Regions from separate parts of the Homo sapiens genome. Here region 1 is linked to region 2. A link is a contact called in ENCODE Hi-C or POLR2A ChIA-PET data. All regions are on one chromosome and are shown on one strand. The core of a region is the stretch at or near the end of the contact, and the rest is flanking DNA. Distances in the headings are between cores, read along the strand shown. Region 1 holds the start of ADK (adenosine kinase). Region 2 holds the start of SPOCK2 (SPARC (osteonectin), cwcv and kazal like domains proteoglycan 2).

Evidence for each region. Hi-C counts contacts between places; a loop is a spot of excess contacts on that map. ChIA-PET counts read pairs that join two places held with the same protein, here RNA polymerase II (POLR2A). Pooled maps may share reads with other maps.
Region 1: a map of naive thymus-derived CD4-positive, alpha-beta T cell shows a loop between it and region 2 (11-fold over the local background). The contact joins the promoter of ADK here to the promoter of SPOCK2 in region 2. A Hi-C loop is called at or near these places in 1 of 168 maps with a recorded cell type or tissue (naive thymus-derived CD4-positive, alpha-beta T cell) and 3 of 50 pooled maps. POLR2A ChIA-PET finds 5 or more read pairs at or near these places in 2 of 52 experiments (activated B cell and common myeloid progenitor, CD34-positive).

Annotation. Positions count from the first base shown.
Region 1 is chr10:74,149,392-74,155,873 of GRCh38, reverse strand. ADK (adenosine kinase) reads right to left here and starts at 4,653. Exons shown (of 11, transcript NM_006721.4): 1 at 4,531-4,653. The coding sequence starts at 4,595. It overlaps AP3M1 (adaptor related protein complex 3 subunit mu 1), which reads left to right and starts at 5,046. Exons shown (of 9, transcript NM_012095.6): 1 at 5,046-5,119. RefSeq lists enhancers at 4,303-4,482, 4,893-5,122.
Region 2 is chr10:72,086,417-72,092,987 of GRCh38, reverse strand. It overlaps SPOCK2 (SPARC (osteonectin), cwcv and kazal like domains proteoglycan 2), which reads left to right and starts at 4,437. Exons shown (of 11, transcript NM_001244950.2): 1 at 4,437-4,848. The coding sequence starts at 4,660.

The DNA of each region.
Region 1 (6,482 bases), core at 3,404-5,903, 2.1 Mb before region 2:
AGCAAAGCTCAATTTTAGGCTGCATTATTAAAAGTATAGGGTCGCCGGGCACGGTGGCTCACCCCTGTAATCCAGCACTTTGGGAGGCTGAGGCGGGTGGATCACGAGGTCAGGCGATCAAGACCATCCCGGCTAACACGTCTCTACTAAACCCCGTCTCTATTAAAAATACAAAAAATTGGCCGGGCGTGATGGCAGGCGCCTGTAGTCCCAGCTACTCAGAGGCTGAGGCAGGAGAATGGCATGAACCCGGGAAGCGGAGCTTGCAGTGAGCCGAGACTGTGCCACTGCACTCCAGCCTGGGCGACAGAGCGAGACTCTGTCTCAAAAACAAAAACAAACAAACAAAAAAATATATATATAGGGTCTAGAAAAATGAAAGTTATCAGTGCCACTCTATGCAACAAACATTAATTAAGGCCAGGCTTGGTGGCTCACACGTGTAATCCCAGCACTTTGGGAAGCCAAGGAATCCTCCTGCCTCAGCCTCCTGTGTAGCTGGGACCACAGGCTTATGCCACCATGTCCAGCTAGTTTTTGTTTCGTTTTTTTTAAAGATTCGAGGGTCTCATTTTGTTGCCCAGACTGGTCTCGAACTTCTGGGTTCAAGCAAACCTCCCACCTTGGCCTCCCAAAGTGCTGGAATGTAGGTGTGAGCCACCATGCCCAGCTCCTAGGTTTAATTTTAGAACACAGGGTCCATAGTGAGGTAGGAGATAGAGGAAAATAATAAAAGGGGTCCATGGAAGTGAAACAGTTAGGAAGCAATATTTGAGAAAAGCTCAGCATTTGCTGATTAGAGAACTGTAGTTTGTTTCCTTTTTAGTACTATTAAAAGTCATGATCCTTAATAATCCTTAATTGCTAATGTCAGATGGAGTAATGATATGGGCTTTCAGGATTCAACGTTTCCTAACATCAACTTCAGAGTTTACAAATATTTGCCGTGATGAATAAGTAGAGCTGTGCCTAAAGAAAAGTAGGCAGAACTTGAGGCTGAAGGTAAAGAGACTGCTTAGGAAGTCAAAACAAAATCTAAGCAAAAGATAAAGTCTAAACGTAAGGTGTGGCAGCAGGAATGGAAAAGGAAAGACATTATAATGTGGATGTAAAATGAATCAAATATCTAGGTCTCAAACTTTGGAGTAAAGGAGGTTACTGGTGCCATTAACAGATGCAGGAAATATGGAAAAATGCACAGATTCAGGATAACAGATAATTTAGTTTGGTATATATGACTTCGAAATGTCAGAAAGTCACTCAGAAGCACATACTCAGCAGACAGTAAAAATTAAGGTCTGGGAAGGCAGGGCACGGTGGCTCACACCTGTAATCCCAACACTTTGGGAGGCTGAGGCAGGTGGATCGCTTGAGGTCAGAAGTTCAAGACCAGCCTAGCCAACATGGCAAAATCCCGTCTCTACTAAAAATACAAAAATTAGCCAGGCATAGTGGTGTACGCCTGTAATCCCAGCTACTTGGGAGGCGGAGGCAGCAGAATTGCTTGAACCCAGGAGGCAGAGGTTGCAGTGAGCCGAGATGGTGCCACTGCACTCCAACCTGTGCGCCAGAGTGAGACTCCAACTCAAAAATATATACAAAATTAAATTAAATTAAGATCTGAGAACTGAGAGGCACAGAGATAGAAAGGACACATGTGAGAGTGTCTAATACAAAGCCTGGACCCCATACATCTCTGCTTCAGTCAGACTATCTGCACTTCCCCAAGAGGCAGCTCTCTCCCAGTTCTGCCACCAAACAAACTTTCCTATAAGGCAGATACCCTACTTCACAGATACCCTACAGTCACAGATGACTGGTTAACTCCTAGTCATCTTTAAGAATACTCAGGTGTCATTTTCCCAAACCCCACTTATTTCCCACCAAGAGGATGGTACCTGTGCCTTACCTCTTTCTCTCTCTATATATATCCAGTTTTTAACACCATGTCTAAAATAGCATGTACTTGAAAGACAAACTGAAGGAAAAGACTTGGCACGTGCTCAACAAGCCTTGGAAGGCACTGTAGCCTCTTAAGAGGCGATCGCTAAAGAAATGAACTTGGATGAGATTTCCAAAGGAGAGAAAAGAAAACTAAGTTGTCTTAAATATAAGTGATCATCATGGAACACCTTCATCTAGGGAGCAGTTCCCAAAAATGTTTCTCCACTTCTTTCATCACAAAATAGCTCGTCTGTAACACAGGAATCATTGCTCCTACCTCATAGGTCACTGGGAGGGTTAAAAGAGATAACATATATAGAGCACATAGTATAATGTCTAGCACTCAATTAACGTTCCCTTCTTTCCCCTAATCCCACGTGAAAACATGTCAGAGCCTGATTCTTTCTTTATAAGCAACTGTTATATGCTGAAAAGCAACCGAGCCTAGAAAAATAATAGATATTTGAGAAAGGCAGACTAGTCTTGTCAGATGCTCCCTCTAGAACAGATTTCTCAACCTCAACACCGTTGACGTATTTGGCCAGATAATTCTTTGTTGTGGGGGTTGTCCTATGTAGCATGTTTAGCAGCACCCCTGAATTCCATCCACTAGGTGCCAATAGCTCTCCCTACCAAAAATATCTTTCTAGACCACGCCAAATGTCCCCTGGAGGGCAAAATTTCCCCTGGTGGAGAATTATTATCCCAGAGCTGACCAAATTCTCACAAATCCCTAAATCTAAATATTTTTCCTGACATCTACAAATATATCTCATTATTTGTTCCCACTGATGCTGCACATTAAATTATGCAAAGTCTTTATAATCCATTCTCCTTAACCAAAACCAGTAGCAATCCCCTGTCAAGCAAGTCATCATAAATTCAGTGTAAATACTCAATGCATTATCACACTTTGAGTCTGAAAGCAAATTAATATAATAAAAGTAATAATAGCCGATCCTAAAATGTCTCCCCACAAAATTAGAGATTTGTCCCAGTACTCAAGTGTCTAATCTTTTAACTTCATGTCTACAGGTGGCACTAAATTCATATTGTATAAAGTGAATTTTAGTTGCCTAAGGAATGCTCTCACCACAGCCTCACAAAGCACCAGGACTGCAGGTATAAGAAAACATGCTCAGCTAGTTCCTATTTCTGTTCCTGTACTAATTGTTTTATTTGGGCTTCAATATCTTCAATTGTAAAATAGGCATAATTCTTGCCTTCCTTTGATCACAGAACTGTCCAACAAGATAATAAATAGGAAAACACAGTGAAAATGGATCAGCATTATATATAATAATTTTTATTAAGGAAAAATCTAAGGAAATCTAAGGGTTATATGTTCAGTAGGATGGTAGGGAAAAGTTGCATCTGTCTTCCAGTTTGGCGAAGGAGGTGCCTTATAAGGAAATACTCTAATAAAGGGCAGAGTAGGGAAAGCACATGCCTTGAACTCAGGTAGGTCTGATTCAAAAGCCGTTGCTTTTTATTCTGCATATAGTTGGAATATTTAAAATAAAAATAGAATATCCTGAGGGTTTTTATTTTAAAGTTTATGTTCTTGGTATAAGGTAGGCACACTAACCCTTTGAGGGTAGTAGGAATACATTAAAGGAACTGGCAAGGATTTGTTCACCCTCCATTCAAAGCAGCATGAACACACCACCAGGCCCCTAAGTGTCCTTTTCTTTTCAATTGTGAGTGATTCCTTCCTTTGGAGGTGAAGAAGAGTGATACTGGAAGAAATGGGATATGTCCTGTTTAATCAGGAGTGTCCTAATAGTTTTAAATCAGTTTGATATGTCTATTTTAAGATGGAAAAAAAAATCGCTGCCTTTCAGCGAACATTTCCAAATCATCAAAGACTGCCTGCTTCACTTTATACTTATTAGGAAGGGATATTTTAACAAATGACTCTTCATAAGTAAAAGTTGCAACATCAATCACATGTGAGGCAGGTGTTAGGGGCAGCACTGTCCCCGTTGCTGCCAAAAAGTGTAAATAAAAAAGAGAAATCAACCTTTCCTATCCATTCATCCAAATGCTGCCCCTGCAAAGCATCGGAGGGGTCTGGGTCCCTGGTAGAGGGTCCTCAAAGGTACGGGCTTTCAGAATGTGCACGAAAAGGAAGGTCAACGTGCCCTTCCGCAACACTCTGAAAAATCCCCAAGAATTCTGACTTTGCCCCAGTGTACAGCAGTTGCCGAGCCTCTTTCCCGCCATCCCCCGGGAAGAGAAGGCGGCCGCCTACAGACGCTGCTCCGGTCCGACCCTCCGGGGTCGCACCAGCCCAGCCTGGGCTTGCTCGCAGGTGGCGCGGTCAGCCAGCTCGGTCCCCCTGCGGGCCACGACTGGCGAAGGGCTGCTGGAGCCGGAGCTGCACCAGACAGGCGGGGACTCAGCCAAACGGAGAGAACGTCTGGCAAGGGGTCGCGGCCAAGCGGGCAGCTGGGGGAGGTCCTGCGTGTTGGCCCCAAGCTGGCAGTGAGAGACACCACCCAGCGTCGGGGCCGTGCAACCCCACGTGGGCCCTGGCTTGCTTGCAGCGCCGTCACCCTCCTCCCCAAGTCCGGCAGCGCTCACCTCAGCGCTTGCGGCGCCTCCACCTTCAGCTTTTTGGGCTTCGGCTCCTCCTCAGCAGCTGCCATCTTCGCGCTCCCACCCCACTTTGGCTCTACAGCCCACCTCTGCCATCCACTCTCTGGTCCCGCCCCCTCTTCGCATCACCGCTTTCTCTTCTCCAAATCCCGCCCCTCCAGACTCCGCCCATTCTGTGCCGCTGTCATCCACAATCATTGGCTCTATCCGTCGGCACCAACAGCGAATGCCCCGCCCATTCCTGACCCCGCCTCCCCTACCATGAGGGACCCCAGACTGCGTTAGGCAGCAGATGACCGCCTGAATCTAGATGGAGAGAAACCCACCATTTTTCTAGGCCCTGGATTATGTAGAAGATTTAGATACTAAGCCTCAAGAGACGTCTTTCCTCTCATTTACGGTCTTCCTGCATATTTAAAATTTCTAATACGGTAGACAGAGTCGGTGTCTTTGAAGCTGTTAATCAGGCAATTTCCTGGGCACTCCAGCTGCGGGTCCTCGCGGCCTTCTCGGCTTCTCCAGCTTCGGTAGGAGAGGATCCGGCGCCGAATCACTGACTGGCACAGGTGTTGGGGTGAGTGTGAGGGGCGGGAAATCTGTGGACTGGGGACAGCTCCAAAACCCGGGAGTAGGCTGAATAGCTGGGGCCCCCGACTCCGATCTGGGCTCTAGGAGCGTCTTTGGTGCTGTTGGCCCGGGCCTCGCTTCCCCCCCACTCCCGGCCTTCCGGGCTTTCTCGCCAGCAAGGCCAGAAGGGAGCGGTCCACCTGCAGCCCAGTGTTCTCAGGCGCCTGAGCCCCGGAGGTCAAGCTTACTGGGTTCCCCCTCTATAGTGAGCTGGAGTACAGACGGCAGGAATCTCAGTCCCAGGTTTCTGCTTTGGAGGACAAAACCCCAAACGGACCTGAGCAGACGTCCTGTTAGCGGGTGGTGCCTGGAAGAGCCTGGGGTGAGGAATGCAGTGAGAAGGGTGTTGCAGTTCTTCAGGAGAGAGGTAACGGGGTTCTAAGCTGAGCAGGTGGCAGTGAGTGTGGAAGAGTGACGGGCGATGTGGCTGTTTGTATTTGGTAGATTTGTTTGAACCTGAAACTTACAGCCTTATGTGTGATTAAGAAGATGGTGCCAGTGACAGGAGGAGGTATTTTATGGAGTTTGAGTTTTATCGAATTTGAAACAGTGGTTTACATGGAGATTGTAGAAAGACTTTAAAAAAAATTATGAGAATTAAGCCCGAAAGACTTTCAAGGTGAGACCCAAAACAGATGAAGTTTCATATAAAAGGGTAAGAAGTATTTTTGTTTAGGAGAAAGTTATCAATGACATAAAATGCTGCAATGGTCAGAGGAGGAAGCTGAAATCAGAATAGGTCGTTGGATTTTATAATTAGAAAGTCATTGAGCTGTTTGAGAGAGATGCTTTAATAGTAACTGAGGAAAGACTGCAAGTGTAGACCAATCCTTCATCATTTGGGGCATGAAGCAAGATTATTGAGAGTGGCAAGGTGGGGGAAAGTTTGGGGTTTGTTTTAAAGAATACAAGATATCTATTTGGGGGCAGGAAGCAAGCAACTATTTGAAGATTCAAGAAAAAGTCTTGTCTCCCAGAAGAGAAGGAAAGGAATGGGATCAAGTTACAAGTGAAAGGATTAATTTGGGAAAGACAGAGGGACACTTTCAATTGACACTATAGGAGAAGTGAAGTGAATGAGGTTAATGAAGAATTATCTTAATTTACGAATCTTGGCCAGGCGCGGTGGCTCACGCCTGTAATCTCAGCACTTTGGCAGGCTGAAGCGGGCGGATCACAAAGTCAGGAGTTCGAGACCAACCTGGCCAACATAGTGAAACCCTGTCTCTACTAAAAATACAAAAATTAGCCAGGTGTGGTGGCACACGCCTGTAGTCCCAGCTACTTGGTAGGCTGAGGCAGGAGAATCC
Region 2 (6,571 bases), core at 3,188-5,687:
TTTTCATAAGAACGCTAAGGTGCTATGTGCCTTTTTAACTCATTCTCTCACGAGTGTTCAGTGGAGTTTTCCAGAGGCTCTGTGACATGGTGACATCACTCTGATAATTAGTAGAATGTGTGTGTGTGTACTTTTGTTTTCTAGAATATTGTAAATTGATAGATTTAGGGTATAAATATATGTGTTTTCAGAGATTAACTCAGTTTGCTGCCAGTGCTTCTACTGTGCTCTTACTGGCTATTTTCATTTATACCTGCTGCTGAGTCATGACCACCCAAAATCTACATGTTGAAGCTCTAACTCCCAGTAACTCAGAATGTGACTGTTTATTTGGGGATTGGGCTTTTAGTGGGGTGATTAGGTTAAAGTGAGGCTGTTAGGGTCGGCCCTAATGCAATCTGTCTGGTGTCTTTATAAGAAGAGGGAATTTGGACACACAGAGACACCAGACTAGTGTGTGCACAGAGGAAACGAAGACACAGCAAGAAGGCGGCCACCCTGCAGGCCATGAAGAGAGGGCTCAGGAGAAACCAGACCCACCAACAGTTTGATCTTGAACTCTGAGCCTCCAGAACTGTGAGAAAATAATCGTCTGTTGTTGAAGCCACCCAGTCTGTGGTACTTTGTTACGGCAGCCCCAGCAATGGATACACGTGCTGTAATGCAGAAGCTTATGCCAGACTCTGTCTTCTTCTGACCAGACACTAAAGAGATTTGTAAAACTGTAAAACAGTGCCACTCTCTTACTAATTTGGGGGAGCGGTAGAGACGGTTGTTTTTCATAAAATATTCTGTTAATATGAAATGGGTACATTTATTATTTTAAAATAAATTTAAATTCTTAATTTGATTTTCAAATACAGTAAATATCACTATATATATAACTCACAGAAACAAAAGTTCTTTGGGGTCCTCAATAATTTTTTAGTGTTAAGGGCTCCTGACGCCAGAAAGTTTGAGAATGGCTATACTATACTATACTTCCAAATGGGATCCTATTATATATGATCTTATATAACGAGCTTTTCTCACCCAGCAATACATAGTGGATCACATTGGTCTTTAATAGATACAGATCTACATCATTATTTGTAATGTCTGCACAATAGTCTGTTACAGGTATGTTTTATCCTTTAATTAGGTGGTTCCTGGCTAATGGACATTGAATTGGTTTCCAGGATGGGCTATTATGAACAATTCTGGATCTTTGTGTGTTTATCTTTTTGTGCTTGTGGGGTCATCTAGAAATGGAATTAAATGGATTTTAAGATACATTCAGGCCAGGCACGGTGGCTCATGCTGGTAATTCCAGCACTTTGGGAGGCCAATGCGGATGGATCACATGAGATCAGTTTGAGACCAGCCAGACCAACATGGAGAAACCCCATCTCTACTAAAAATACAAAATTAGCCGGGTGTGTTGGTGCGTTCCTGTAATCCCAGCTACTCGGGAGGCTGAGGCAGGAGATTTGCTTTTGAACCTGGGAGGCAGAGGTTGCAGTAAGCTGAGATCGCGCCATTGCACTCCAGCCTGGGCAAGAGCGAAACTCGATGTATTCAATTTGGGTTTCTTATGAGGAAACTAAGGTTTCTCTTCTCCATTTTAGAATTGCTAAATATTAAGTGCAAACAGAAAAATGTGTAAAATATATGTACCACTTAATACATATACCTAGCAGCAGCTCCTCATGTTTGGGGCTATTGTCTTGAAAAGGCTAACCTGCCAGTAATTCTTTCAAACATGAGGAAAACCAAGCTGGGTGTGGTGGCTTATGCTTGTAATCCCAGCACTTTGGGAGGCTGAGGAGGGAGGATCACCTGAAGCCAGGAGTTCAAGACCAGCTTGGCCAACATGGTGAAACCCCATTTCTACTAAAAATACAAAAATTAGCTGAGCATGGGGACGGGCACCTGTAATCCCAGGTACTCGGGAGGCTGAGGCAGGAGAATCCCTTAAACTTGGGAGGCGGAGGTTGCAATGAGCCGAGATCGCACCACTGCTCTCCAGCCTGGGCGACAGAGTGAGACTCCATCTCAAAAAAAAAAAAAAAAAAAATTGAAAAACCTTTTCTTTTTCTTCTTTTCTGTTTTCTTTTGAGAAAGAGTCTCGCTCTGTTTCTCCAGCTGGAGTGCAGTGGCACGATGCTAGCCCAGTGTAGCCTTAATTCCGAGGCTCAAGCAGTCCTCTCACCTCAGCCTCCGAGTAGCTGGGACCACAGGCATGTGCAACGTGGCTCATTTTTTAAATTTTGTATAGAGATAGGGTCTCGCTATGTTGCCCACGATGGTCTGGAACTCCTAGGCTCAAGCCATCCTCCTGCCTCTTGGCCTCCTAAAGTGCTGGGATTACAGGTGTGAGTCAGCACACCTGGCCCTTTTTTTCTTCTTTGTAAACTAAAACTATTGGCCATTTCCTACAAGTTTTACACCAGTCATCTGGAAATTTGGGTTCTTCTTCCTAAATAGCATTACTATTGGCTTCACTAATGGGACTGGAATGTTGTTGATTAGCTTTCGACACAGGACTAGTATTGACCCAGCTTGAAGGTGCTACAGAAGGCAAGTCCCACTGGAGAAGCTACCTGGGACTGTGGGAGCCATTTTGACCCTCAGAGTCTGGAGACAGCTATTGTCATATTGATGGGCATCTTGACAGCACCTTTCCAAACTCTTTATTCAGCAACTTTGGTAACTCTGGAAGCCCCTAAGATAGCACAGGAATGGGAGAGCTGTGGTATCTGGTACCTATCTCCTAAGTGCCTTAGAGATATATAGCTAGCTTTGCTAAAAACGAAAACAGAAACAAAAAAAAAAAAAACAACAAAAAACTAGGATTGTAGGATTGAGATGGTGGAAAAGATGGCAAATTTTGATGAATCTTCAGAACTATGGGACACCGTAGCCTTCTCTTCCCAACCAGAGGAAAGACTAACTTTTTAAAAAAATGCCCATTATGCCCACTTAGTATGTAATTTTGCTTGCACTTTACAGCAGTTTTAATGATGGTATTACCATTAGTTTTAGATAGAAAATAGGTAATTGCTCAAGAATCCAGCCAGTAAGTGGGATTCTGTCCTCTAGTCTCCACGACAGCAAGCCGTGCTCTCTCACTGTACAGCGCCAGGACACACCCAGGAAGAATGCTTTATTACTGTGAGATGAAGACGTCAATGGCCAGGGCCTCACTGCAGCACCACCACTAAATCCAACAGCAAAGGAAACAAGAAAACATGGAAAGGGAGCTATTGTTTTCTGTTTTCCCAACGAGACTCCGGCCTGAGCCACTGAGGCATTCAGAGTTCCCAGATAGGCCAGATTCAGGGTGACAAGGAACCTTGTAAGCTATGTTTTTTCCTACTGATTAAGATTATGTTTTTTAAAGCATTTTAAATTTTTATTTTATTTTTAGATCACAGCAGCTAAGTCTTTTTATAAAAACACAATCTAGGGCTTGGGTCCCAAAAGTTCACTAGGTTTTGTCCCATCAGATGATGTTTCCTCTTTAATGTATTTGTAATGTAAACCTGTCCCCATTTCTGCTGTGCTCTTGGGACTGTGGCCAGCCTCCAGCCTTCCCCGCTGGTATGTCAACATTTAAATCTACAGCCAATAAGGAGGGTCGCAGTTTCAACAAAACCCGAAACACCTCAAACAAAACCAGCACCCCACCCCAGCCCCCCACTCCCCGGCTTCCCCAGTGGCTTATTCAAACTAACTTGAAGTCAAAAAACCATAAGCAAATATGCCTTTTCCAAATTTGCAGCCTCCAAGGCAGATGAAATGGTCAGACATTTGCCTTTTAGGGTTGTCCTGGGAAGAGCTGACAAAACGGGTGACAGCCCCTAAACAGCTGCCTGGGGAGGAGGACATCTGCCTCTGTTTCACCAGCCACTCAGTGCTCAGGCCTTGCCTTGCGCAACGCGGTGCCGCTGGGGAGCAATGGTTCTGAGCAGCCAGTTGTTATACGGCTTTTGTCTTAACGAAGCCACCCATTACGGTAGAGCCATAACTCGCAGGAAGCCAGCTGTCAGGGCTGTGGCGCAGGCCCCTCTGGGTGGGAGGCAAGGGGAGAAAAACAGTGTCTGGCCAAATTCCCTTTCCGACACCTGAGCCTGGCTGGCTTTGTAACCGGAGAGTTTTGTGCCCTCTCCCCCATCCCATCTTCCCCGGGGAGATCCTGGGGCCCTTCTTGCTCTCCATCCTTTGAGGGAGCTCAGGGACATTTCGGGATTCTGGATTTCTTGGTCTGCAACTCCCTGTGTGCCAGGCGGGGCTGGGCCCCGCTGCGGCTGGCTGGCGTTTGGCGCTCTCATCGAGGGAGCGCTTCGCTTTGAAATCTACCCACTCCTTTTTTTTTTTTTTTTTTAAACCAGGTATGATGATGTCAAACGTGATGCTGATGCTACAGTTACAGCCCCTGCTGGCGCAGCCTCTCTGATTCTCTCTCCCTCTCCGCGTCCAGTGCTGGGCTTTTTCAGACAAGTGCATCTCCTAACCAGGTCACATTTCAGCCGCGACCCACTCTCCGCCAGTCACCGGAGGCAGACCGCGGGAGGAGAGCTGAGGACAGCCGCGTGCGCTTCGCCAGCAGCGGGGTGGGAGGAAGGACATTAAAATACTGCAGAAGTCAAGACCCCCCCAGGTCGAACCCAGACCACGATGCGCGCCCCGGGCTGCGGGCGGCTGGTGCTGCCGCTGCTGCTCCTGGCCGCGGCAGCCCTGGCCGAAGGCGACGCCAAGGGGCTCAAGGAGGGCGAGACCCCCGGCAATTTCATGGAGGACGAGCAATGGCTGTCGTCCATCTCGCAGTACAGCGGCAAGATCAAGCACTGGAACCGCTTCCGAGACGTGAGTCCGCAGGGCTGCCAAGGCAGAGACCCGGGGTTGCGGGTTCGGGGATTGAGCTCCGGGGTCTGCGGGAGCGGCCGCCGCACGTCGCAGCCCGAGGCTCCGCAGCCTGGCCGGCTAATTACACGGAAAGTAAACAGTACTGGGGGTCACAGCCCAGCGCCCCTCCCCTGTCCCTGCGGCCCGGGCCGGCGGCCCTGGGACCCCCCAGCCCCGGGACCCCCAGCTCCACACCTGCCCGACGCTCCGGGGTCGCGCGCTCCGGGGTCTCCCCTGCGGGCCGGGAGTGGGAAGGGGTGCGGGGCCGGGGGGACCCGGACCCCGGCTGCCGCTGGACCCCGACCCGGTCCCCAGCTGCGTTGTGCGAGCCGCCCCCGGGCCTGCCCCAGCCGCTGGGATGCTGCAGGCTGCACATACGGGGCACTGCAGCACCGGCAGGTCTGGGTGGGGCCGGCAGTGAGGGTGGCATCGGCTCGCGCGGTGCCCTCTGTTCCCACCGTGGGCTTTGCGGGAGGGGGACAGCATGGGACGGGAGTGTGACCGGGGCTCTGGGTCTGGGGTCCCAGCAGCCTTCTAGGCGAGATGGTGGAAGGCGTGTCCGTACGGGGGTGGGCTGGGGTCCCCGTGCAGAAGGGCGCGCGAGGACCCAGGCTGGTTTTCCCGGACCAACATTTCAGGGGGGAATCCAGCCTGGAGCGAGGGGAGCAGCTCGGAGCCAGAGGAAGGCTCCCGGCCCGGTGGGCTTGAGAAGCCGGGGAGAGTCCAGAAGCTGGGTTTGGGGGCCCCCGGCGGGCGCCGCCCGAACCCCGGCGTAACCTTGGGCCGAACTCCGCGGGGTGGGGGCGGGGGGGTAGCTGCGGCACTTTTGTTTACCGGCACCTGTGGATCAGAGGGGAAGTCGCAGGCGGCGGCCCGGCGGGGCTGGCTCCTTCCTCTCGGCCGGGCCGGGTTGGGGGCTGGGGAAGCAGGGGTGAGGCAGGGCGGGCGGAGGGTGTGGCTGGACCCCGAGATCGTTGGGGGTGCTGTGGGGGATGGGCCCGGATGCGCCAGAGGCGACGCCGGCTGCTCCTGGCGACCTGGTGCTCACCGCGGCCCTGACCCCAGAAAACCTCTTCTAGGACCCTGGCCCTTACTCCTCCTTCCCCAGGTTCCCTCGTCCGACCCACCCAGTACAACGCAGGCCACACCATGACCTCTCCCGTTTTCTCCTTAAACTGCGTGCATCCACAAGTTCCTTGGAAATTTGTTTAAAACACACATGCTTCATAGGCTATCCAGCCAAGTGATGGGAAGAGGCAGAGATTTGGATCTTTTTGTTACCGTCAGACAAGTGACTGTTTCTCCCCAAAGTCAAACTGGCAGGTTGTAATTCACAGAGGACAGCAGGAACCACGGGCAGCCAGGTCTCCAGGCTGAGTGGCCGGGCCCCGCGATGGGCTGCTGATCTCCGCCTTCGCCCCACATGCGACCTGTCCAGCCGCAGGAGCCTGGAGCCCCGCGAGGCCTTCCCGAAGCACCTGCAGGCCCAGCGCAGATGAGCCGCAGTCTCCTGCCGCTTCCTGGGCAGCAGCCCGGCCACAGCAGCGAGGGGGCGGCAGCAGGCCGGCCCATCCGGAATCCATGTGTCACTGGCCTAGGCCTCCCTCCGACTCGCTGGCTGTTTGATCTGCCAAAATGGGACCAGTGAAGGTCAGAGGGAAAAGAAATGCTTAATCAGAACAGG